Linked DNA regions of Mus musculus: regions 2, 3, 4, 5 and 6 are each linked to region 1. Evidence: chromatin loops called from intact Hi-C (ENCODE). Cell type or tissue: heart. All regions are shown on one strand. Region 1 has its middle 43 kb from the start of Gm46687. Region 2 has its middle 100 kb from the start of Gm14635. Region 3 overlaps Bcor (BCL6 interacting corepressor). Region 4 has its middle 130 kb from the start of Gm34187. Region 5 has its middle 49 kb from the start of Gm26314. Region 6 has its middle 4.6 kb from the start of Gm34301.

The links. A loop is a pair of places that touch in the nucleus more often than their neighbours do. Peaks named below come from ENCODE experiments on the same cell type or tissue, not always from the same donor. Only the 100,000 strongest peaks of a DNase experiment are listed, where the experiment ranks them.
Region 2: it touches region 1 in a loop (4-fold over the local background); 2 of 42 quality-filtered maps call a loop at or near these places.
Region 3: a loop joins it to region 1, with 4 times the contacts of the local background. A loop is called at or near these places in 18 of 42 quality-filtered maps.
Region 4: it touches region 1 in a loop (3.0-fold over the local background); 3 of 42 quality-filtered maps call a loop at or near these places.
Region 5: a loop joins it to region 1, with 2.0 times the contacts of the local background. A loop is called at or near these places in 4 of 42 quality-filtered maps.
Region 6: it touches region 1 in a loop (6-fold over the local background); 16 of 42 quality-filtered maps call a loop at or near these places.

Annotation. Positions count from the first base shown.
Region 1 is chrX:12,133,208-12,137,207 of GRCm38, reverse strand. It overlaps a transcript of Bcor not described here. Among named protein-coding and RNA genes, the nearest start is that of Gm46687, 43 kb to the right of the region's middle. In heart, CTCF peaks have their summits at 2,464 and 3,491; DNase peaks (open chromatin) are centred at 327, 1,617, 1,937, 2,487 and 3 weaker places; H3K4me3 peaks cover 4,000 bases; H3K27ac peaks cover 4,000 bases; H3K27me3 peaks cover 3,766 bases.
Region 2 is chrX:12,250,226-12,254,225 of GRCm38, reverse strand. No RefSeq gene overlaps it. Among named protein-coding and RNA genes, the nearest start is that of Gm14635, 100 kb to the left of the region's middle. In heart, a CTCF peak has its summit at 1,631; DNase peaks (open chromatin) are centred at 1,655 and 2,185; H3K4me3 peaks cover 919 bases; H3K27ac peaks cover 890 bases; H3K27me3 peaks cover 274 bases.
Region 3 is chrX:12,075,688-12,079,687 of GRCm38, reverse strand. The region is part of intron 1 of Bcor (BCL6 interacting corepressor); the gene reads left to right. Among named protein-coding and RNA genes, the nearest start is that of Bcor, 2.9 kb to the left of the region's middle. In heart, no CTCF peak of the experiment used is centred here; DNase peaks (open chromatin) are centred at 827 and 2,467; H3K4me3 peaks cover 3,247 bases; H3K27ac peaks cover 2,884 bases; H3K27me3 peaks cover 3,409 bases.
Region 4 is chrX:11,662,882-11,666,881 of GRCm38, reverse strand. No RefSeq gene overlaps it. Among named protein-coding and RNA genes, the nearest start is that of Gm34187, 130 kb to the right of the region's middle. In heart, no CTCF peak of the experiment used is centred here; DNase peaks (open chromatin) are centred at 1,111, 2,031 and 2,411; H3K4me3 peaks cover 1,898 bases; H3K27ac peaks cover 3,619 bases; H3K27me3 peaks cover 1,881 bases.
Region 5 is chrX:11,799,109-11,803,108 of GRCm38, reverse strand. No RefSeq gene overlaps it. Among named protein-coding and RNA genes, the nearest start is that of Gm26314, 49 kb to the left of the region's middle. In heart, a CTCF peak has its summit at 1,681 (motif pointing left); no DNase peak of the experiment used is centred here; H3K27me3 peaks cover 2,066 bases.
Region 6 is chrX:12,004,751-12,008,750 of GRCm38, reverse strand. No RefSeq gene overlaps it. Among named protein-coding and RNA genes, the nearest start is that of Gm34301, 4.6 kb to the right of the region's middle. In heart, no CTCF peak of the experiment used is centred here; DNase peaks (open chromatin) are centred at 1,360, 2,180, 2,350 and 2,880; H3K4me3 peaks cover 2,447 bases; H3K27ac peaks cover 3,072 bases; H3K27me3 peaks cover 3,119 bases.

The DNA.
Region 1 (4,000 bases):
CTTACAGCCTGCCCACCTTCCGCTTCCCCATCGGAACACGAAGGGCCTAGGTCACTTGGCCGGTGATTTCCTCGGTGCCCAGCCCAGTCCGCGGGGTGCAGTCTCCCTCTCCCTGCCGCTCACGACCCTCTCAGGGCTCCCAGCCGCGGAGGCGCTGGGGTGAAGCCCCCTCCTTGCTTCGTTTTCTAAAGTGCCTGCAAATACAAAAGCGGTTCCGTAATGCCTTCCGTCTGCGAGAGCCGGAGGACCTTGGCTGACCTTTCGGAAACTGATTGCAACTGCCTGTTAACAGCCCGTACTGACCGCACTGAGCGGAGCGGAGGACAATCATTTAAGTGACAGACGGCGAGGTGGCCCCGGCTCAGTTGAGCGGCCTGGTTAAGCCCTCCCCTCCCCCCTCCCCAGCTACTCCCCCAGCTCCGGGTGCACTGCGGGCCGTGGCCAGCTCTCTGGAGAGCGGGGAGGGCGCACCGTGAGCGCCTGTGAGTGTGAGTGCGTGTCTGCGATTATGGGCCGAAGGGTTAACCCTTTGCAGAACGCCGCCGGGGTCCTTTGAAGCCGAGCGCTGCCGGCTTAATCTGCCATTTGCAGAAGAGGAATAAAGAGGCTGCCTTGTCCTACTACCCCTAATGGGTAAACTGTACTCTCTTAGCGTGACCCGGTCACTGTCCCTGCTGCTGCCGAGGAAAGATCTCGACCCTTGGATCTTCTGCCATGGCGCTATGTAACCTCCCTGCGCTTTCCTCTTTTTCCTCACAGAAACAAGGAACAGCGCGGGGACAGCGCAAAGCGTCCAAAGGCTTTAAGGTTCGCGATGCAGTGGACGTGGGTGTTCCTGGTGTTTTCTGTTTTGGAAACTGGAAAAAGGGGAGGTGGGCTCACAGCAGGAAGGGCAGGTGGGGGAGGGGGAGGCTGGTGACAGGGCACCTCGGGCTTCTCTCTCTCTCTCTCTCTCTCTCTCTCTCTCTCTCTCTCTCTCTCTCTCTCTCTCTCTCTCTCTCTCTCTCTCTCTCTCTCTCTCTCTCTCTCTCTCTCTCTCTCTCTCTCTCTCTCTCTCTCTCTGGAGAGATCGCCAGCTGCTCTCCAACAGGCAGCGCCCTGAAATCTATTTAAAGAGAGGGAAAGGGGAGGAGAACAAAGGGGGAGGAGGGGGGCGGCGAGAGAGCAGGGAGGATCCGCCGCTCCGCGGGCACATCAAGCGCTCACATCTGTACACTCCGCGATCGATGGGGAGAATGGATAATATTTGTCAGCTGCAGACCTTTCTCTTCCCGGTTCCCAGGAAGGGGAGGGGGCAAGGGAGGGGGAGGGGCAGGCAGACCAGGCGAGAGAGGCCGCGTCAAGGACAGCGCGCCTCCCGCTGCAGCCGCACGGAAACCCAGTGCCCAGAAAGCCGGCAGATTTTTTTCTCTTATTATCATTATTAATTATTTTTTATTATTCCACAGCAGCCAGCGAGCGCTCAGCCGCGCCCCTCCCCCGCTCGCCTGCCGCCTCCCTTTGTTGATTTTCAGCTGCAAGCGTGGCGGGCCCGAGCCACCGCCGCCGCGGAGCACGATTTGCTCTTGCGCCCTGGGTCGCAGCTGCGGCCCAGGAAGTCAGGGCTCCGCCCCCGCCCCCGCCCCCCGAGGCGCGGCAGATCCTGTCCACCAAGCGCGCGCGCGCGCGCGCGCACACACACACACACACACACACACACACACACACACACACACACACACACACACACACACACACACTCATCGGTGGCCAGCCACCAGGCTATCCTAGCAGTACTTTGCTGCGGCTTTGCGTCCCCCAAAGCCCAGGCGCTGGCTGCCTCGACCAGGAGCCAGCCGTGGGCCGCACACCGGCCTTCACCACCCCCTTCCCCGGCCGCGGCACTCTGATGCCGCCACCCTCACACATGGTCTTCATTTAGCACACTAGCGGCTCGCTTCCTCTCTGCTCTTCTCCTCGGGGCTTTTCAGAGCGAGGAGGGAGGTTTAGAGGAAGTTAGAAACCTTGTGAGCCCACGGGGAAGGGGGAAACCCTCGTTAGCAGTCTGAGCTTCCGAGACGGAGGGGAGCGTCCTACGGGGGATAGGACAGAGCCTAGGTGCCCTCCCCTCCCTTGAATGTTAGGAAGGCTAAGTGAGAGGTGGCAGTCTCACCCATTCGTCCTTTTGCCTGTTAGACCTTATATCGCTAACCTAGTGGTGCCCTCAGCTAGTTGGAGACGGATTGGGTAGGGTGGAGTGGGAGTTGATGGGACAGGCAGTCAACGAATGAGACCTAAGATAGCTCAGACTGACCCAACCGTAATGGCTAGCTCACCAAACCTTTCCCATTCACCCCAGGTTGAAAACCTAAAACGGATGACCCACCAATTGGCCTGGGTCCACTGTGTTGCGGAAGATGGAGGAGGGGAGCTGCAGAGATTCGGGGTTTATTTGTATACCCTCATCCTCCTGCGATACCAAGCCAGCCAGAGGTGGCGTCCCTGACTGCTCTGCGGTCCTGGGCAGGGCAGGAAGCTGGCGCGGCCGCCGACTGGGCAGGCACCACTTGGCCTAGCCCGCTGTTCGCTGGAACTCGCGAAGCACCATCACTCTGAGTTGAGTTCCCGAGACTCCGGCCTGGTCACCCTGAGCTGTTTTCCTCCCACATCGTCAGTTGGCCTCTCTCGCAAGTCTCCTGATCTCCCGCCATCTGCTTTTCCCTTCCTTGACCGATCTCTGGAACTTCGAAATACATTCAACCGCCTTTTCTGAGATTCAAAGTTTTGTGTTTCCCCAGGGGTTAGCAGCCTAATGCTTCCCCCGTTTCCCGGAACAAAGCAAGTATTCAGCCGGGAGGGGGGCAGGCTGAGTATCCTCTCCCAGCAGCGCCTGGCGCCTGTGCAGGTTCAGAACACTCTCTTTTGAATGCAGGTGCCTTGGTGTGAGTGAGTGTGTGTGTGTGTGTGTGTGTGTGTGTGTGTGTGGTGGTGGGGGGGGGGGGGCTTTCTTTCCTCCGTCTCTCCGGGGAGCCCGAGAGGACACTTGTGTTTAGGCGAGGTTCTCACCCCGAGCTAGGAGGGCACACACTCGGCTGTTTACAGTGTGTCTGCTGCTGGAGATCACTTGCCCACACTTGACAGCGCGGGGCACCCTCAGGCTGCCAGATCCTCGAGCACTTCGCCGGAGGCTTTCGCAGTACTGGGGCCAGGGTGGGCAAGGAAAAGCGAGAGGTCTCTTAGAATTTTGAGGTTTTGCAGTCCACAGATCCCCCACCACCACCACCACCATAACAAGAGTCTGGATCGAGTAGTCTGTCAAAGGAGTTTAGGGGAGGAGTGAAGAGCTCACGAAGCGGGGTGAGATTCAAAACAGTCCTTGGGCTACCATCAGACAGCCTATCCCCATCCCCCAGTCCCGGGTGCGCCCTGGACTCCACTCGCGACTCAGAGGTGCCTCTCTCTGGACAGCGCTCCGCAGCTCCACCTGTCTTTGCCACCCTACGCGATAGACTTCTCACCCCAAGCAAGGAGGGAGGGCTACGCTAGCTGTGACCACGAGCGCCCCGGCTTTCAGCCGTACAGCTCGGCCTTAGATCCCGCTCCAGCTCTTCCCTTCTCCCCGGCCTGTGGCCCGCTCCAGGCGCCTCTAGCGCGGCCTGAAACTTGATCCCGTGTCGGAAGGACAGTATGTAAACACCAGGCGCGCTCCGAGAACCCGCGGGAGGGGCCGAGCGAGGGCCGCCCGGGCGAGCAGCTCCGAGGCCCCGCGCCCCCTCCTGCCTGCTCGCCCGGGGCGTGATCGGCAGGGCCGCTGCCTAGCTCTCTGCCTTCCCTGTTGGCTCAGCTAATTGGAGCCGCCGCCACTGTGGCGGCCTCTTGTTGAATTTTCTAGATCGCAACCGTTCAGTCGTGGCTGCCTGCGGCTCCCTTCCCCCTCCCACAGCTGTTATCAAGGCCAGCAACTTGTTGGTGATGGGGACAGTCCCTCCACTGACCCTGGCGTCAGGCTCCGCATTTACTT
Region 2 (4,000 bases), 120 kb before region 1:
GTAACCTTCTGGCATCAGTCTAGATTCCAGCTCCTGAACGTTTCCCTTTTTTTTTTTTTTTTTTTTTTTGGTTTTTCGAGACAGGGTTTCTCTGTGTAGCCCTGGCTGTCCTGGAACTCACTCTGTAGACCAGGCTGGCCTCGAACTCATAAATCTGCCTGCCTCTGCCTCCCGAGTGCTGGGATTAAAGGCGTGTGACACCATGGCCCGGCTCCATTTCCCTTCTTAATTCTAAAAATTGCATTTATGGGAGCTGGAGAGATGGCTGTCTGCTCTTCCAGAGGACCCAGGGTTCAAGTCACAACACCCACATGGCAGCTTACAACTATCTGTAATTCCATTCCCAAGGGATGGAACACCCTCTGGTCACCTCATACGCAGGCAAAACACCCATGCATATAATGTAAATGACATATAAATGTTATATGTATGTTTGTGCTCACGTGCCCCGGCAGTCAGGAGATAACCTGTGGAAGATGATTTTCCCCCTCCACCATGGGAGTCCCGTGCGTGGAAAGAACTCAGGTCCTCAGACTCGGTGGTGGCAAGCATCTTTCCTCTTTCTTTCTTTCTTTCTTTCTTTCTTTCTCTCTCTCTCTCTCTCTCTCTTCTTGACAGCTGCTGGAGCATCCACTAAGTTGGGGTACTGACATGTCGCCTTAGATTAATGAAAACCCAGCCTCCCCTAGGTTTGTAATCACAAAAGCCTTTTCAGAGGTCCTGGATCTCAGGGCCCTGATTATCAGAGGGATCCTGGAACCACACTGTGGGCACTACTGACCTAGATAACCAGGACACACAGCCTTCCCTCCAAGAATCTAGCTCTAGATCCTCCCCCACTTCTATTTTCCTGTTTGAGATCTTTGTTATTTGTTTAATGATTGGATTGTGACTGATGCCACCCAGGAGGCATTGTCCCCAGTTAGAAGGCATGATGAACAAGTCCCCAATCTTGCCTGTGTGGTCTCCAAGATATTAAACAAAAGGGGGAGGGTGCCCACCTTGAAGATCTATGGTGAAAGCTGAGCTCTCTTTGGGGTGAGGAGGCTGGAGGACCTTGTTCTATCAAGGAGAGATTCTGGTGTTCCTGTCAAGTCTGTGAGGAATATTCGGGGATTTCCCCCTCTCTGTCCCTTTCCTGCACCACCAACCACCTCTCTCCCCACCCCTCCTGTGTCACCTCCACACTGCCCTCCACCCCCACCCCCACTCCCCGTGGAAAGTTTACACTGTTTTCAGCCAGGAGAATTGTCCCTGACTAGTTCGTCAGAGAAACGCACGCAGCTGTAGCAAAGACTAAAAATAGTCTCCTCCGTGACCAGTGTCTTCCCACGTCCTTTTCTCCACGCTTGCCTCCTTCTCAGTCCCCACCTTCAGCGGAGGCAGGAAGGTCCTGGGAGGGTGTGAGCCCGCTGGGACCTGCCAGACTCCCTAGTCTCCCCTCCCAAGCAGCACGAGTGTCCGATTCTATTTTGCAGTGACCTCCGCCTTGCCACGCCCAATTCCAGAGAACCCGTATCTCCTCAGCGGGTGGAAGGCTAGCCCGCTTGGGCTGCAGATTTTTCCGGCACTTTAAAGGTTAAACGGGAAGCCTGGGGTGGGAGGAAGAGCCGTCCGGTGCTATGCGCGCAGGCTCCAGGCGGTGTCCCCAGCGTCGCTCTTTCTCCTTGAGGCCAAAGATGGAATCCGAATGCGAAGGTTCGTCTTTCCAGTTAGCTGTGTTGAGCCACCCAGCCAGCAGCGGCTCAGCTCGCCAGAGCCAAAGCGTTGTCTCGCTTGCCTTCCGGGAGGTGGCTTTTTTTTTTTTTTTTTTTTTTCTCAAGCGCGACCTGGGAGTTCGATGTGTGGCCAGGACCTGCCTGGCCTCTCTTTGCCCTGGTATCCTGGGACATGCGCCTGACAAGACCCGCCACCTCCTGCATTTCAGGGGTAGCTTGTGGTGTCCAGTGACCTTTGCCACTGTGTACTGCTGCAGTTTCGAAACAGCAAAAAAAAAAAAAAAAAAAAAAAAAAAAAAAGGAACTTTGCCAAACCACACAAAACTTCAAACCGCACCAGCTCCAACTGGGCACGCCCGGAGAAAGCTGCCTTTATCTGCCCCCTCTCTCCTCCTCTGGTCTCACAGTTGACTGGGGCTGGTGAAAGCCACTGGAACACTTTATCCCTCCCACTCATCTTCCAGCCCCGCGAAGATCCTGGATTGTTCTGGAAGCCAAGCCCAATCCGGCTTCCACCCAGCTGGGGGATCTGAGAGCCACCTGCCAGGCCCGTCACTTCACAATGAGTTTCCATTGTGTGGAAGAAAGCTGGGTGGATTCGAGCCAGCCGAGAGGGAGAAGAGTTGAAAGGTTTGGGTCCAAGAGAGTAGTGAAGGGGAGAGTTGAAAGATTTGAGCCTTGAGGGGAAGGAGCAATCTGTCCAGAGCTTGGTGGGGCTCGAAGACTCCACACAGCTCTGTTTTTCTCTGACCCTAAAGACTTTCTGCTCCTCCCTCAGTGGCTAGCAGAGCCCCCAGAGCCCCTGGGCTGAGACTGCGGCTCCAAACCTACCATTGGGTTTTGAAATCCACCACACACACACACACACACACACACACACACACACACAACCCCCGGGTAATTCCGGGACAAAATTGCCTTTCTTTCCAGGTTTTTCTCTGGAAACTTTGGTTTAGTTCCCTTAAGACCAGAGTCTCAAGTAGCCCAGCCTAGCCTCAAATATGGCTACTATTCAGATTACAGGCAAAATACCACAGGCTAGCTTCTCTGAAAACTCTTAAATGCCCATCCCACAGCAGTGAGCATGTTCGTCATTCCCCAGAGAAAGAGATCTGTCTTCAGGTCGATCTTCAAACTTGCTGGCAGAGGGACAGAAGAGAAGGCTTCACAAATATAACCAATTAATAGGGAGGTAGTAATCCTAGTGTCCATGGTGGGCACGGGGCTGGGAGTGGCCTTTGGCAGCTGACTTTCTCTCTTCCCAGGTGTTTGTGGCACCTCTGTGGTGCCAGTCATCACTCTGCAAAGAGGTGGGATTCTCGCTCCCAAACAAGCAAACACCAGTTCAGCCTTGAGGACGCAGATGACCCACAGGAATAATCGGAAGTCTCTCAGGCTGCTTTCTGCCCCAGTAACTCTATGTAAAACTAGGACTAGGAGCTGGTAAAATGTGAGGTGGCTTCCACTCACAGCTAGTCCTGGGTGCAAACGGACATACCCTTTCTTGGAAACTGCCAGCAGTCTGCAAGGGCCTTATAAACAGTGTACTAGGCAGCGCCCACTAGCCCACAGCATTCCATCAACACCCGGCCCACAAGCGTGGAGTGTCATCAACTCCCGCAGCTAGAATCCAATTGCAGGGAACAGAGAATGTTTCCAGCTATTTTAAGCAAGAATAGGAAATTACTCCAGGAAATTAGGTGCTCACAAAATTCCTGGAAGGCCCGAGAGGAACAGTCTCTGAACTCACAAGACACTACCATTGAATTGGTCCCCAAGATTGCCGCCCTCTCTGCCACTAGCAGGAAAGTGAGAAGCAGGGGAGTTGGGGGGTGGGGTGGGGGCGGGAGCTGCACTGATTGCAGATTGCAGCTGAGATCTAATGATTAGGATCCCATGCCACCACGGCCTTTCTCAAGAGCCACAAGAGCCTGTGCCTCTACCCACAAGAATCAGCGGCTGAGCAATTGCCAAAATATTGTCACACATAACCCCACATACCCTCCCCCTACCCCCAACCACACAGTGTGTCCAGCGACTGCAGCCAGAGCCGAAGACAGTCTGCTTCATGCCTTCCTTCCAAACCTCACACAAATGTATCTAATTGTCAAAATTGAATTCTCATCCGCAGCCCCAGCTGCAAAGGTGTCTGGGAGATGTAGTTTTTAGATTTCCATCCTTCGGAGTAAGAAGGCTTCATAGCACAGGGTTAGAAAGGAGGTGGAGGACCTGATACCACACCTCCATTTTACAGCTAAGGAAGCTGAGGTCCCAAGGAGTTA
Region 3 (4,000 bases), 58 kb after region 1:
TGCTCGCTTTCGGTTTTACATCAGAGCTGCAAGTTATTAAAAATGCAGCCAACCTAAGCGGCCCCCGCATGGGCACCAGGGAGGGAGGGACTCGACGGAGGACCTGCCGCCTCCCGAGGGGTTGGGAGGATCGGGAGTTGAACGAGTGGAAGTTTGCAGCCTCTGTGTGTCTGCGCGGGAGCGCGGTCGTCGCCGAGCGTCGGGAGTCAGGCGGGGGGGGGGGTGCTGGGCTGGAAGCTGGGAACCTCGTCTCGGCGTTACCTCGCTAGCAGGAAGGGGAGGGCGGCGGGTTCCCGTCTGCTTTCTTTTTCGACTCGGAAAAGAACTGTAAAAACCCCCAGCCGCCGCCGCTTCGTCTGGCCTCTCCTGGGGCCCGGCGGTGCCTCCGAGTGGAACGCCGGCTTGAGCGTGCGCTAGTGTGTGCGGCGGGCGCCTCGGACCGAGCCGAGCTCGACCTGCCGTCGTCGCTCAACTCCGGAGGGGAGTCCCGGGTTTTTCCTTGGCTTGCCCCAAAGCGTGAATCACGTGGAATAACGGGGGCGGGGGGGGGGGCCTACTAGGAAACAGCGGAGAGCCGGAGATTCGGAATGGGCCAGTCCGGCGACCCGTCAGGTCAGATGCATTGTTTTGTAAATGTTCTTTTAAGATTCTAATTCGACCCCCCCCACCTCCATCCCTTCCCTTCGGGAGGCGTCCCAAGGCAGGTTTTAAGTTCGGAGCCTCCTGGAGCCCTTGTAGACTGCTTGTTTAGGGACGGCGTGGGGGAGCGAGCAGAGCCCTCGGCTCTCCGCTTGGCTGTACGGAGCCTGGTGGGAAGCCCCGATGGGCGTGTGAAAGTCTGCGGCCCCGGGAAGTTGGTCCCACTCGGAGGGAGGGCGACGCGGAGGCTCCAGGCGAAGAGGAACTCGCGCACCGGGCGCGATCCTCGGCTGAGGCGGGGAGGGCGAGGCGGCACAGGGCCAGCGCTTGAAGCAGGCGGGAGGCTGCGCTACGGAGCCGCCACAAACTCGGGGGCTGCGGGCTGCGGCGAAGAGAGCCTGCTATTTTCGAAGAGAGCCTCCGAGCGCCCTGAACGGAGTAGGGCGGCTCGTGGCACGTGTAGTCCCGGCGGACTTCTGGCTGCCCGGCGGCTCAATGGAACACGTACCCACGTCCCGAAGACGACCGAACCTGTCCCCTTGTAGGCCGAGGCCGAGCCAGGCTTAATTTGCTGTTAATGAATCTTTTCCAGAAAGTCTGCGACCTCCAGCTAGACTCTGAATACCCGCGCGCGAAGACGCGCGCCGCCGGCGTCTAAAGGGTGGGGGTTGGGGGAATAGAAAAGCGAAGAAGGAACTGGAGGAGGGTTATGTTTATTTAAAAACAAACCTTAAAAAGAAACCAGCGCGCCTCAAATAGGTATTCGTCCTGCCTGGTTGCGTCTAGACTAGACAGACCGGGGTTTTAACTGTAACCCCCTCCCTGCGCACCCTTATTGAGAGAATGCTAGGGATGAGTACTGCTATTTGGTTCTAAGGTTAGTTCCTTGGACGGAAAAAAAATACTTTAAAATGGACCGGGAGGAAAAAAAATGAGGAAATAGCCCACCCCAGAAGGTGGTGGGTGGTGAGCAGACAGACTTGGGTATTTCTAGCCATCTGACACTTCTGTGGCATTGGAAACGGACACCACCACCGGGAGAGACCGACCTGTACACGGTACTGGATTTTGCTAACAGAATTGCTTGTGTGGAAGGTATTTCAATTGTCGACCTCAGAGACACCTATATGTGGACTCTTGGGGGGAATACTCTCTTCTCGACCTTTCCCACTCCATCCCCGACTAGTTACCTGGTCTGGGTTGCAGTGTCGCCTCTGGTGTTTATTTGGGATTGAATTGTGTCGTGTAGACCTACGCGGAGCCGGGATGATTAATATGCCGTCCAGGTTTAATCTGAGGCTGGCCTTTAGTGTGCGGAGTACACCACCACGTACGCGAATTGCCTGCGGTGGTTAGGGGATCACGCGGGTTTCGGTCACCAGGCGCTGGGCGGGTAGGTCTGGACTGGGGCTCGATCGGCCCCAGCTCTCTCCTTTGAGGCGCTGTCACCAGTAGGTGACTGAGAGTTAATTAGGAAGTGTTCTCTGGATCAATGGGCCGCACAGCTCATTAGCGATTCTTTCCAGCCCTTTGCAGGGCCGGCCTGGCCTCCGCCTCCCACACAGCCCGGGCCCCCGCGGTCCCTGCTGCGGAGAGTGCCGCTGGGAAGTGGGGAGGGGTGGTCAGTGAGGGACAGCGGGCAGGCCAGAACAACTTCGCAGGGCCGTGTGTTGCGTGCGCCGCCGCGAGGTCCCCACAGCCCGCTCTTTCTTCCTGCTCGCGGCCGCCTCCACTGTGTCTTTAACTCGCTCTAGCTCGCTTTGCTGCCTGGCTGCTCCTCCCCGCCTCCCTCGCCTATCTCTTGTTCTCTAAGCACGACGCCTGTGCTCCCCGCCCAGTTTGGGATTAGACAAGATAAAAATAGGACTGCCCAGCGCGCAGAGCTGTGACAGTGCCCGGGTAGCCGGGCTGATGCGAGCGCAAGGGGTAGGGTCTGGGGAAGACTAGCAGGGTGCTCGGGTCGGCCAGATTCTTATTGGACCCTCACCTCCTACCCCGCAGGCGCCGTCACGCTCGCTGGACTCCTTCCGCTGTGAACCGTGCGGGCCAGGGGGACCTGAGCAGGGTCTCCGCGCTCTCGCGGGTGTTGTTGGTGTGCGGGTGATAGATCGGTCTAGACAGGCATGCAGACTCCCTCCCGGCTGAAGGACGGGGGGTGGGGGGCAGTGGAGTCGGCAGCCGACTCCGGAGAGCTGTGAGCTAGCAAGCTAAAGCTAGCCTGCCGACCCAGCAAGCCGGGCTTGCTTGCCGGGTGGAAGGCAGATTGAGGGGGTGTCTCTTAACCCTTTAAGTGCGGTAAATAGTTTAATGGGGGGAGGGACAATGAGTCTTGTAAAAGTGACTTATTAGAGTGGTCTGCGGGGTGGGGGCCTGGGTTCTAGACCCACTCGTGTTTTCCTTTCTCTTCTGTGTGCATCCGCCCATTCTTTCACAAATCGAATGCAGCTGCTCGACAGAGTACTAGCTTGACCTAGTACTCCTGATTCTGGGAACTTTGACCTCAAAATGGGCACCCTCGCCTAAGAATCTGAGTTTCTGAGCAGACTATATAGACCTCTCTGTTTCCAATGGGGACCTGAAGCATGTAGGGGGATACTCAAAGTGAGAGAAGGTCTCTCTGACCCAGACGCCTCCAGATTAAAGCCCCCCCCCCCAGCCTGAGATGCCAGGCCAGCAAATACAGCATGTATGTATTGGTGGCAGAACACAGCATTCCTTGAGTTGTCCATAAATACTTAACCACGAACTTGTGAATAGTTATAATCAGACATGTGGGAGAGACAATCCAAATTGGAGATGGTCTGGACACTTAAAAAAAAATTCTATCATTCGTGTATCGATGACCTAAAATTTACTGCAGCTCACCATAAGTTAGTCTAGTTCTATTCGGGGCTGGATATTGATAGGTAGGTTCCCCTATATAGAATTAACTTATTCCCTCCCTCCTTTCCCCCTTAAAAATGTGTGGCCTAAGGTTCCTCTGTTTACATTTAAACTGCAAAGCCATGCTGGTCAGGCCAGGAAATGAACTTCATTATATGGCTAGCCAAAGAACCTAAGCAGTAGAAAGGGAATCTCAGATTAAGATGTATCTCTGAATGACAAGTGCTGGGACAAATCTAGAGACTTTGGTCCCAATGTCCTAGTAGAAGAGATGCCCAGGAGATAAAGAACTGGACAAGAGCAGAGTAAACACGGGTATGTAAATGTAGACCATGTATAGTGGTATTCTAAAAGAAAAACTGTAGATGTCATGAAACTGGAAAGTGGGGCAGAGTTTCCATGTGTTGCAAAGACAAAACCCATTTAAAGAAGTAAAGAGGGTCACTTGGGAAAGCACAAAAGGCACGCATATGCATAC
Region 4 (4,000 bases), 470 kb after region 1:
CAGTCCAGCTGTCCCACCCATGAGGTGTGAGTGTGTCTCTCTGTTTGGGTCACATCCCACGGAGCTTCCAGGCAATGGGGGCTCACTTAGGTTGTGTAAACGGAGAGGAAAGCGTATAAGAAGCCAAAGCTCTCTTCTGGCATTTTTGGCCTCTTGCCAGGGCAGAATCTAACCAGGAACTGAGGGGAGTGCCTCAACGACAGAGGCCAGGCCAGGACCGGGGCAGGGCCTTGTCCTACCGCCCCACCCCCACCCCGTTCTCCTGAAGAAGCTACTGCGGCGGCGGGGGGGGGGGGCGGCGGGGGGGGTGGGGTGGGGGGAGCTTAGAAGACACCGGAGTAGCATTTCTCCGACCTTCTCCAGTCTTCTCATCTCCTGCCCATCTCCTGCCCATTTTGTCCCCGGAAGGAAGTTCCAGAACTAGGAAGGCCACAGAAACTAGAACCCTTCTCTGCCAAACCTGGAAGGGGAACTTTGTCCTTCTTCCCTAAAGCTCCTCATCCCAGACAAACCCCACCGAGCCTGAGGGCAGAGAATGCTAGAAAGCAAGCCTTGTCTGGCTTCCCTCTCGGCCGATTAGTACGACAGCCCGATCCCATTTCCACAAGACTGTCCATTCTCCACTGAACCCAAATACAAATGATTTCTCTGGGAATTTAGACCTTCAATCTGAAGGCTCTTGTGTCATGTAAAATGTCAATTAACTAAATTTGTTACGCTTTTTCTCTTCTCCCTACCCTGTTATTTGTTCTAGGGATACCACTGTGACTCTCAGGATGGCTTAAGACTCTCCACCACTCACTTTCTGTCCCTACAAAGTTGTACCTTAATAATAGAAAAAATCAATAGAAAGTGGACATCTTCCAACTGGTTACTTTGGTGAGAGTTGCCTTGAAAACCCAAGGGAAAGGGTTCTAGATAGGGAGTCTTCAGAAGAAACTGCCCACTTCCTCTGAGAGGTGACAGTCTCTCTTCAGGCAAATGATGCTGGAATGCCCCCGGGACTGCCCTCAGCTGCTGATGGTTCTCTAAGGTCGTTCTGGGGCCAGCATGGGGCTTTCCCAGAAGACCCACAAGTCCCTAAGGCCTTTCTTTTTCCTGCATTCCAAGTCTGAAAGCTAGCTGCAAGCCCGGCTGTTCACAGGAAGCTTCCGTGACTTGGAGTCTCACATACTCTAGAGTGGGTTGGAACTGGGCTTACTGGAGGCAGTAGGAACTGGATGGAGTAAAGTCCACAGGGCCAGTCTGCTGGCATTCTTGGCAGTTTGAGGCTGGGCCACAGGAGGAGTCACTATCCTGGGGCAGTGGGGCTTATGGTCAGTTGTAGCTGCTGGGCGGGCTTCTCGAAAGCGGGTAACCTAGCTGGAGACCAGCTTAGCTTCCCTGTGTCCCTCCATCTCCCTCAACCCTTTAAAAGCTCAGCGGGCTTCTGTTAACATCTTCCCGGCCTTGGAGAGGGGGTTAACACCAGAAACCCCACTCTCCACACCTCCCCAGCAGGAAGTCCCCCACCGCACTCTTTGACACAGACAAGCCCACCCGACCGGCTGTCGCCCGAGCCCGCCAAGCGTAGCTGATTCTGATCCAGTGTCATTAATTTCGAAACCCGCGTGGGTTTCATCAGCATTAAGGAGAAGCTGGGTTCGCTGCCGCCCCCGCCATCTTCCCTCTCCACCAGTGACCGTGTCCTCAGGGAAGAAGGGGACTTGTGGGCGACCCGAGTTCCCCAAGCAGCGCGATGAAGCCCCCCAAAAGACCCCCCTCCCCTCCGCCTGGAGCGTTGAGTCCTTGGCACTTCTCCGGGGACAACAGGGCGGCCCGGAGGGCAGCCGGAGGCCCTGGCACGGCCGCGGGGTAATTGGAGAACCTCGGAGGCCAGATGGGGGTGGGGATGTACCCTGGGGCTGCGGGTCCCGTCCGGCCGAGACCTTGGAGGGGGCTGGCCGGGCACCGCGAGGCCATTAGGGGCTCGGTCGCTCCGCACCCTCCCTGCGGCTCCGCCCGCTCATTAGAGGAGGCCTGGCCGGCCGGTTCGCCTCCTCCGGCCGCCAATTACCCGCCCTGCTGGCTCCCAGCGCGCCGCGGGGCCAGACAAAGGCGCGGGCCGCGGGCGGGCGGGGGAGGAGGACGGGGGAGGGGCGGGGAAGGGAGGGAGCCCTGGGCGCCCGCGCCTGCAGAGCCGCGGCGGCGGCGGCGGCGAGATAAGGGCTGCTGGGGCGTCGCGCTCCAAATGGAAATGAATCCAGCGAGCGGGCGCGGCGGGCGAGCCCAGCAGCCAGGCCCCCTTCGCCCCCGCGGCTTTAGCTCCACGACCCCAACAAGTCTAGAGACCCATCCACCCTTGGCACCCGGAGTGCCAGCCACCCCCTTCCTCCCTGAGCTGTTGCTGCCCGTTGAGAAAGTGCTGGAGCGAGGGCACGCCACGTGCCTCCCTCTCCATTGCTCCGGAAACCTCGCCGGGAGGGTTGTGCTTAGCTCGGTGAAGCTAACCAAAGCCTTCTAGGCTTGCTTGCTCACCACACCCCTCCTCCCCAGAGCTAGTCTGGCACAGCCAAGTTGGGGGTTTGGGGGGAGGGGGTATAGGCATGGCAGCGCCTAGCCTTGCTGATGGTCAACCCCCCCCCCCCGGGCCCCGCTTCTCTTTCTTTTAATATTTGCAAAATGAGGCTTTGAGAGGCGAAATTATTTTTTTCACAATTCCACGGGTTAGTGGCAGCATCTAGGCCATAGTTCGCAGCCTTCTAACATTTTCAATATCCTGACTTTTCCAGGGGAAAAAAAAAATAAAACGCAACCCGCGTAAATCTTCACTATGATATTTTCAGCTGTCCTTTGCAGAGCCTTTCTCACTGGAGTGGCTTTTCGTGTGAGGGAAAACAGGCTAGGACCTCCCAGCTAGTCACAATGACTTCCGCAGAGGACATTTAGTTCCTCAGGTTGCCTTCTGAAAACCATGGATACTTGTTCATTAATTAAATACAAGATTATTAGGCAGGATATAAGCTTTGGTTTCCAGAATCGGTAAGCCAGGAGGGCCCAGGTTTGGAGCCTGAGTTTGTAATGTGCCCTGCCCTAGTTCTCCTGTCTTGGGGGTGGGGTGGGGAGGGGTGAGGCTAGGAGACTCCTGGGGTGCCACAGGGAATTGCCCATTGTTCTTTGGTGACATCTGTCTCCCTGGCTGCCAAAGGCTTTAAGAGGCAGCTTCCTTTTCAGTCCAGCACAGGGACAGTACAGTGCTGGAACAGTCCTGGTAAGGGTCAGGGAGACTCGAGCCTCAGGGCATGCCTGTGGGATGAAATGTAGACCGCCCCAAATGAAGACAAATGTCCCTCAATAAAGTGCTATTCCCAAGGGTCCTCCTTGCTGTCTGCTGTCAGCAAGGTTTAGGGCTCCTGAGGTCAAGGTCTTCCTCCTAGCCCGTGTCCCCCCCCCCCCACACCGCTCCCAGGCTACTTAGCTTCACACAGAGAATACCCAGTAGGGGCCCTGGCCTCCTCCTCCTCCTGCCTCAGAGAGCAGGCACTAAGCCAGAGGCTGAGGGAGCTAGCCAGGGAAGCTTGATGCAGATCATTCTGTCCTCTCTGGTGAAGCACCACCAGGAGCCAGGCCATGTCTGCTGGAAGAGAGGAACCCTCCTTCATGTGCATGCCAGGGAGAACCTGCCTCACGCCCCAGTTATCGGTTCCTAGCAGTTGCTGACCTCCTCAAACCCTGTCCTGAATCATCTTACACTCACCCACCGAAAAGGCCCAGCCAATGGCCTCAACGCAACTAACTCCCCAGGTGCCCCCTTAATCAAAAATTAAGAAAAGGTATAGTCAGAGGGATTCAGGACCCTTGCTGTGTCCGTCTGCTCCCTTCTCATTGGTCAGTGGGGATGACAGCTATCCAAAGCGACTAGTTTTGACAAAATAAATTAGGTTGGTGACCTATTAGTGAACTGGAGGCAATTCACCCTTAACTAGCCTTTCTGTGGAGGCTCCAAATAGCTCTTCCATGA
Region 5 (4,000 bases), 330 kb after region 1:
GTTCCTTGTTTATAGTTGGCTGCGAAGATCCAAGTGTGGGAGCCTAAAACTAATACAGGTTTTGTGCTTTTATTTTATTTATTTATTTGTTTATTTTAAAGAAAAGTAGTTTGAAGGTACAAATTACTTCCAGAAGGGGATCGTGCAAGGTCCAGACCCTGAAGTTATTAGTATTCAGGTGAAACCTTCACCTGTGCACAGACATCATCATGGGCTCATGGAAAGCTGGGAACAGGCATGTGCAGAGCGACTGGTTAGCTGGGCTTGGACAGTCTCCTCAAACACTTCCATACAGCATTGCCAGGCCACATGGCCTGCCTGCTTCTGGGCTCACAGCCAGTCTGTGGTTTGCTCTGCCACCCCAGGCCAGGCCTCATACAAGTGAGTGGTCCCAGGCGTGTCCTCTTGGAGCCTAGTGATTGAGGGCAGAACCAAGCTGGCTGGGCAAATCTGTTCCACTTTCCCTCATCCCAGTTATGTTTCTGTACCCTGTTCTGAGTGGAGTAGGTTGATCCTTAATTGGATCCCAGGGCCGGGGCCATTGGCTTCCTGTGGGGTTTGGCCAATGGGAGGCACCATCCGACCAGTAGGAGGAGTTAGATATTGGAGCTTTTGTTTCCCCATCTGGGCAGCAAGTTTGCCAGTGGCTATGTCTCCCTGCCCACCCCAACGCTCACTTAGAGTTCTCTCTCAAGGTGGGCCAGCTGCTCTGGTCTCTAGATGTTTCCTATTTATCCCACGGTGCTTCCTCTCAGCCTTGTGTTTCCTTATCTGTGCCCCCACCCCCACACACACCTCTGACTCTCTTGTTATGTGCCATCCATTCCAGATGCCTCCTCCTCCTGCCAGCCATCTCTCCAATCACAGATGAGAGTCTACCTTGAGTTTCTATTGGTTCATTTGATTGTGCACATGTAAAGGTTGAGGGGTGGGGGATATGTTTTCTATCTTCTTTTGGCTTGGACTTCCTCTTGCTCCGGCTTGCCATGTCACTGGGCATTACTGGGTCGTCTCTGTGGATTCCCCTTTTTCTGAATATTCAGAGAGGTTATGGGAGAAACAGACCTTTCTCAACTTCCTGAGTTTGGGAGTAGACAAGGAGACACTATAATTTCTCAGAATCTGATAGACCTCTTCATGGCATATGAAGTCAGCCACATAAATTATGGAACTTAAATAACGGTCCCAGTGATGGGATGGTAAATGCTGAACAACGGGCTCCCTGCCCCCACCCAAGCCTTGATTTGTAGCATCTGCTGATCGCCGTGGTGTAAATATTCCCACCACAGCTAGCCTGGAGCTTCCCACATGATGCGCTGACAGTGAGCTGCGGGGGGAGGGGCCGGGAGGCACGAAGAGGCTACTCAGCATTGCAGAGTACTTCCACACAGACTAGACTACAGGGACTCCGTGGCGAAAAGACTTGTAGGCTGTGGCAAGGTAGGAAGATGTGAATGTGCAGAATTTGCTTCGAATACGATTTACCCCATTTCAAGTTTTCATTATTTGTATTTAATTTATTTTAAGTTATATTAATGGTGTGTTCAACAACTGACTTGCAAGTTTTCAGAAAATTTAGTGATTGGCTCTTCTAAATCAGCATCCTAAGGCTCCAGCACATGTGGATGGGTTGTATTGGCTGGATGGTCATGGAAAGTTTTCGTCAAGGTAGAAAACAAAGGCAAGGCAAAGCTGGCATTTCAGTTGCGCCACCTTGTGGCACCACCAAACAGCACCATATCCCCCCTCAAGACCGCCCCCCCAATCCTCACTCCCCAACTTTGGTCATGCCATGACCATTTGGGAAGACTAAACATCTTGGTTTGCCTGGAACAAACCCTACTTTAGCTCATTACACTGGATTAACTCTGAGTAGCACCCACTTCATAGTCTCAGAAGTGCCCTTGTTTGATCAATAAAGATGCAGTCAGTCATCCAATCTGTACCTAGTAGATTGCAACTTGTTTGAAGGTCAGGACTAGGTTCTATGTTTTTGCATCCCCAAGCCAAGGAGGCTTTTAACTTATGTTTGTCAAAAGACCGGCAAAAGTGAAGGCTATGGAATAAGTTTTCCTGCCTTGTTGGTTATGCTGATAATCGCTAGGGTTTGGAAATGCAGGGATTTTAGAATAACCTGATTGGCCCTGTTATCCCTAACCCATCGTCCTTGTCCTCTCGCATGAAAAGCCAGGCTGAGAGACGTCAGAGCCTCGTCTCCCAGGGAGCGTGCGGCAGCCAGAGGGTGTTGGTCTGGCCATCTGGTACAGGAACAGTTGAGCCGTGTGGGAGCCCAGCTGGCACGGGAATCCTTGGCTGTCCCCGGCAAACAGCATGGGGAGGAGAGCCGTGGGATCAATAGTAATTTCCTTCAGAAGAACGGCGATGTAGTGTGGTTGGCAATGGCATTGGGCTTTCCCTGGCACGGAGGGCTCTAAATGCAGTTGCTTCTCGTAGCTAAGAAATGGACATGCAGCAGTACGATGGGCAGAGAAGGGAACAAGGGTGGGACTTTCCTGGCCTGAGCCCAGGAGAGATTGCCAGGTTGGCTGTAGAAACCAGCTTTTCTTGTGCTTGCCTGTCATTGGTATAGCCCTGTAGACACTTTGAGGCACTGACAGAGAGGAAATCGTGGAAGCTGCAACATTCCCACGGGCCTGCTGGAACATTCCCACCAGCTTGCTGGCACCTCCCAGGCAGCATCCATCCACTCAGCTGTTGAAGGGAAGCATCAGTGTGTTCTGGGAACAGGCTGGGGCTGAGGTGGGAAAGAGGGATCTATGTCTTCTACTCCTCACTACCCAGATAGGAAGGAGCTAGCCCATGTTTCTGAAACGGGGTCATCTCCCCATACAGAAGTAGTGTTGAGCCCATGGTGCTCATTTCTCACTACCAGTCTCAAAAGGATGGGTCCGTCTCCGGTTGCCTCTGGAAAGATGAGCAGGAGTCTTGCTGGACAGGGTGTGGATGCAAGGTGGGGGAAGAGTGCTCTACTTCCCACTTGGAATTGCCCTTAGCTGATGGCAGTTGGATTGATTGCCTTGACCGCCTAACTTCTGGAAAGCAATTCATTCTGCGACTGGTCTATATGGGGGCATGGAAGCACTTGTCATAGTACTTCAATTCTTGACATCTCTGCATCTCCAGACCATTCCGTTGGCTCAGCTGAAGCCTCTGTGAACAACTGCACTGTAGTTTCATGCCTTGCTCTGCCCTTCATGTGGCCTGCCTCCCTCACAGGTGTTCATGAGAACACCATCGCTAAGCTTCTGCAGATAGGTGTGTGTATCGGGAACTCTTTCCTGGGACACCCAACGGAAGCCGGGGTGTATGTGTGTGTGTGCGATGGTTCTAGGGGCAAAAAGAGCCTCTCTCTCTCTCTCTCTCTCTCTCTCTCTCTCTCTGTGTGTGTGTGTGTGTGTGTGTGTGTGTGTGTGTGTACACCTGGCTAAGGACTCCATTTTCTATATACATGTGTGCAGATGTATACTAAGGGGAAATGTCCTGTTCTGTGGGCCACACCCAGGATGCAAACCAAACCAAACCAAACCAAACCAAACCAAACCAAACCAAGCCCCTGGGAGGAGCTTCAAGTCTCTACAGTTGGTGACCAAGGAGATTTCAGGATGGGAAGTTCCTATGGTGGCTTCGAAGGATCACTTCCATCCACCCAGTCAGATTTCTGGCTCTTGTTAATTTAATGGATGCGTTCCTGCAATGGGCTTCATTTGCCCCAACCTCTTCTCTCAGTTGCTGCTGTGTCCATAGGTTGAGCTGGAAGGGAGGAAGAACTGGCACTTTGAAATGAGCTACCCCCTCAGTAGCACAGCACTGTGAGCATATTCCTAAACCCTCTAGAGTCTGTTTCTTTAGCCACACGTGAGTCGGAGATAATGAGGTAACACACATAAATGGTCAGCGTGAGACCCGCCTGCATCTTAAGCACAATGTAGCTGCTTTTCTTTTCTTTCCTCCCCTGTTCCCTGCTACTGGGGAGTGAACT
Region 6 (4,000 bases), 130 kb after region 1:
CTCTGATGTGGAGGCCAGGAGAGTGGAAGGTCGGTGGAAGACAGGCAGACTTCAGTCTGTAGCCACTGGATAGTAGGTTGGCAGGAAGAAGCTGATCTGCTCTTAAATCTGTCAGCAAAGCCGCCTTGTAAAAAACCAAGCCCAAGAGGCAAGCGCAAGAGCATGGGCTGCTCTCTCAGTACCTGTGATCCACCTGGGATCGGAGCACCCCAGGCCCAATTTGTCCCTATCCCAAACAACAGAGGCCAATAAAGGCTTCGGGGAATCTTGAAACTGGGTGGAGAGAGGACCCCTCCCTCACTTCCCAATCTGCTTCACCAATTGCTTTACTCCAAACTGTGGGCTGATTTCCATTAATCACACTTGGCCCTAATTACCCTGGAGCAACCATTCTTCCCCTGGCCTGGAGCTGGAATTTTAAGGGGCTATTGACAAAGCAGGTCCGTGGGTCTAAACAATAGTGGTAGCTTCAGGAAAAGGCTGGGTGAGGTGTCCATCCCCGGTCCTTTCCATCTACACTATGGAAGTTCCAGGCCTGCTGGTGATCTCCCCAGGTAGGAACCTGAGTTCCTCCACTAAATAGATTTTCCTTTTGTTGTCACATTAATTTGCAACTCATTAATAGTGACAGAAGTGAGGTACTGCAACGATGTCATTTGCATATTCATGAGTGACTTATTATTAAACAAATAAGATTTTCCTATCTTCGCAGCACCCAAAGTAAGGCTGAACAGCACATTACACCGGCCCCGTGCTTTATTCTCTCTTTAATATGTTAATAGATGCAGTTGATTTCTTTAAGTAAATACGCATCTATAAAACAACACGTACTTTATAAAAAAGAAATTTAAATAATAATCCATTAGCAAAGTTGGCAACAATTTAAGAGGAACAACCCATTAATACTAACGCGTGGGAATCAATTTGCGAATTTTTAACTCGGGTGGTGGGTTGCGGACGATTGAGGGGGAGGACTGCAAGTGTTGTGTGAGCTTAAAAAAAAAAAAACATTTTAGTGAGTTTCAGGAGACAAGGACTGAGATCCTTTCCATGTTTCGGGTGCCGGCTCCCCGGAGGTGGAAAACTGTCCGAGTCTTCACCTCCACACCTGCCTTTTCCCTGCGTCCTCTGGAGATCCGAGCCGTGGGCTGACATCTAGCACGTGGCTTTCCACCGGGCCCCTAGGCTGCCCAGCAGCACAGAGTTAGGCGGGGTGGGGGTGGGGCAAGGCCTGGCGTCTAAGCGCCTCTCCTCCCGGGGCTGAGGCTGGGGCTCTCCCCTCCTGCCCTCCATCCCTCGACACCGGCTTCATCACAGCCGGTTCTTTCCAGCTAGGGTCAGGGTGGCCTCCCCCCGCGGTGTCGCGGAGCTCAGGGCCAACCGCGCACCCTTATCTCGGCCGAGTCAGACACTCGCCGCGCGGAATCTGTTGACATTTACTATTGTTCGCAGGAGTCCGGAGCGCCGGGCGGGAGCGAGCGGGCGGGCGGGCGGGGCGAGCCGAGGGAGGGCCGCAAGTGGGAGGCCTGCGCTCCACGTGTGTGCGCGCGCGCGCGTGCTCGCCGGGGGGGTGGGGAGGGCCGTCTGCCTGGAAAATAAAAGTGGCCGGCGGGCCCGGAAGCTTCCAAAGCCGGCTGAGCGGCCCACGCCGGGAATTGAAGTGGTGGCGCGCGGGGGTGGGGTGGGGGGAGGTGGGTGCAGGAAGGAAGACTGGGCAAGCGGGCCGTGGGCTCGGCGGGGGAGGGGTGGGGACAGCTCCAGCCGCACGGCCCCCGGTGACCCACAGGACACAAGTGCATTTGTGCCTAGCCGTGGTAGGGATTAAAGTGCCATACGGCCCGAGCGAGGGGGGCGAGGCGGGTAGAAAACAACCAGCGCGCACAAAGCGCGCATTGTTCCAGCCACCTCCATTATGCCGCGCTGCAGCCAAGAGCCTGTTTCGCAACTGCCGTCCCGGCGATTGGGCGCGCGCGCGTACACACACACACACACACACACACACACACACACCTCCCTGACCAAGGCAGGGTGCACTCCATCGGGACTGGGAAGGGCTGCCCGGGTGGGTTGTGAGTAATGGGGACTCGCGGGTATCTTGAAGAGCTCGGCTGAGCTCTTTATCGGTTTTCGTCCTCGTCTTCTCGGCACTTTTCGTTTTTTTCTGGCTCCTGCCCCGAGCGCACCCCGGAGCGAGGAGCTTCCCCTGGGGAGGAGGCGACGGCGGGGGTGTGAAGTGGAGAGGGCGCGCTCTCAACCGCTGTCACCCGCGGATCGCAGCCCCAGGCGCACAGCGCTCGCCTGCTCTGCTGAAGACACGTGCGCAGCAGGAACGGGGACAGCATCCTTGCTTTCCAAGGAGAGGCTCCGGGAGCACCCACTCCAAGGCTTCCTGGCACTCTGGGACTTCCCCCTGTCGGGAGCGGAAGCTGTGGAATCCCGCACAGCGCTGCCTGGCCTGCCCGGGCGTGCGTGCCAAGTGGGCCAGCTCAGTCTCCTTTACACTAACCACACAGGGCCCAGGCCCTGGCCTCCTCTCTCTGTGGCATCAAGCGCCCTGCTTAAGCACGCTGAGAGGGAATTTAAGCCTGGGCAGCAACAGAAGAAGGTTCCCTTCTCCTTTGGGTGCAGAGTAGGGGGAGGACTAGAAGCCACCCCACTTTCCAGACCCCCTGCTGAGCCCTCTTGGTGGGCAGGTGGGGATCGAAGGCGCCCAGGCTCCGCAAGCTAGCGAAGTCTGGTTTCCTTTACGTTTTACAAGCTATAAATAAACTTCCCCTTGGGCGGATGAGCGCTGCGTCCAAGGGCGGCTTCCCGCCGAATCCGGCGGGCGGTTTACGATCTGGGCCAGGAGCTGGTCTTACGGCGGCCTGAGCCTAGGGTGGGGCGATGGCTCAGGGAAAGCTCAGAGGTCGTCCAGGAGTGGTCGAGTGACCCTCCTCTTCCCTGCGGGGCTGAGGCGCCTCAGCTCTGAGGGCTGGGGGTGGAGCCAGTTGATTTATGAGCCGTCACCCCACCCCGCCCCTCCCGTTTCACTTGTTTTCCTCATCTTCTCTAGCTCAAGCCCTGTTCCCAAAGCCTCACCCCGCAACCCTGCCCAGTGAGGGTTTGGCAACACCGGGCGGCTAGAGCACTGGCCGAGGGGCCCCGGGCGAGGAAGGGGGTGCAAGGGTGTGGGTGAAGCCTTTGGTGTTTTTTCATCCCTCCCACCCCACTCCCGTACCTCCTCCCAGAGCAGGCTAGCCAGCCTAGCCGGACAAAGCTGGGTGGCCAAAAAGCCTGAGAGGCTGAGATAAAGGGCTGGCCTCTAGGGGTGGGAAAATCCCAAGCGTTTGGGGTAGATCCCTGACTTTCTCAAGGTCACCGGGCGGGGGACTGGAACCATTGGCTCATACCAGAGCAGAAGCCATTGCATCAATCAGTTAACACCTTGCAAAGGTCTCCATCTCGCCGCCTCTTTAAGGGTGTTCAGTTTCCCAAGGAAGTACATAAAAGACAGGGCAAGGAAGGCACCGTGGGTCCCAAGACTGCTTTTCGTCATCGAGGGTTTGCTCTGCTTTGATGCTCACACTCACACTGTCTAGGTGGGAGGCCTGGCCTCCAACACACACGTGAGGACGATGTCTGTATGTGGGCCTAGATAGGAAGTGAAGAGTTGGAGGTGACTCAGGTAGTTGGCTACCTTCTTTCCATCTGAGATTTAGGAGAGGTGAGTTGGGAAAGCTCAAGAGAAGGCCCTCCTTAGCCTGGAACAACATCGTCCCTTTGCCCTCTGTTTGTTTAGCGCTTCCACTTAGCCTCCGCAGCTGGTGGCAGAGGGATTCCTGGCAGCATTAATCTCAGGACAGGATCCTAACCTTGATCCCTGGGGACACCCTCTCCCTCTCCATTCTCTGAGCCAAAAGTCACAGCGTACTAGTGCCCTACCACCATCACCTAACCGGACCAGGGGGAAGTTGGGGGGGTCTATAAAAGGGGACCTTTGGCAAGGTCTCCATTGTTC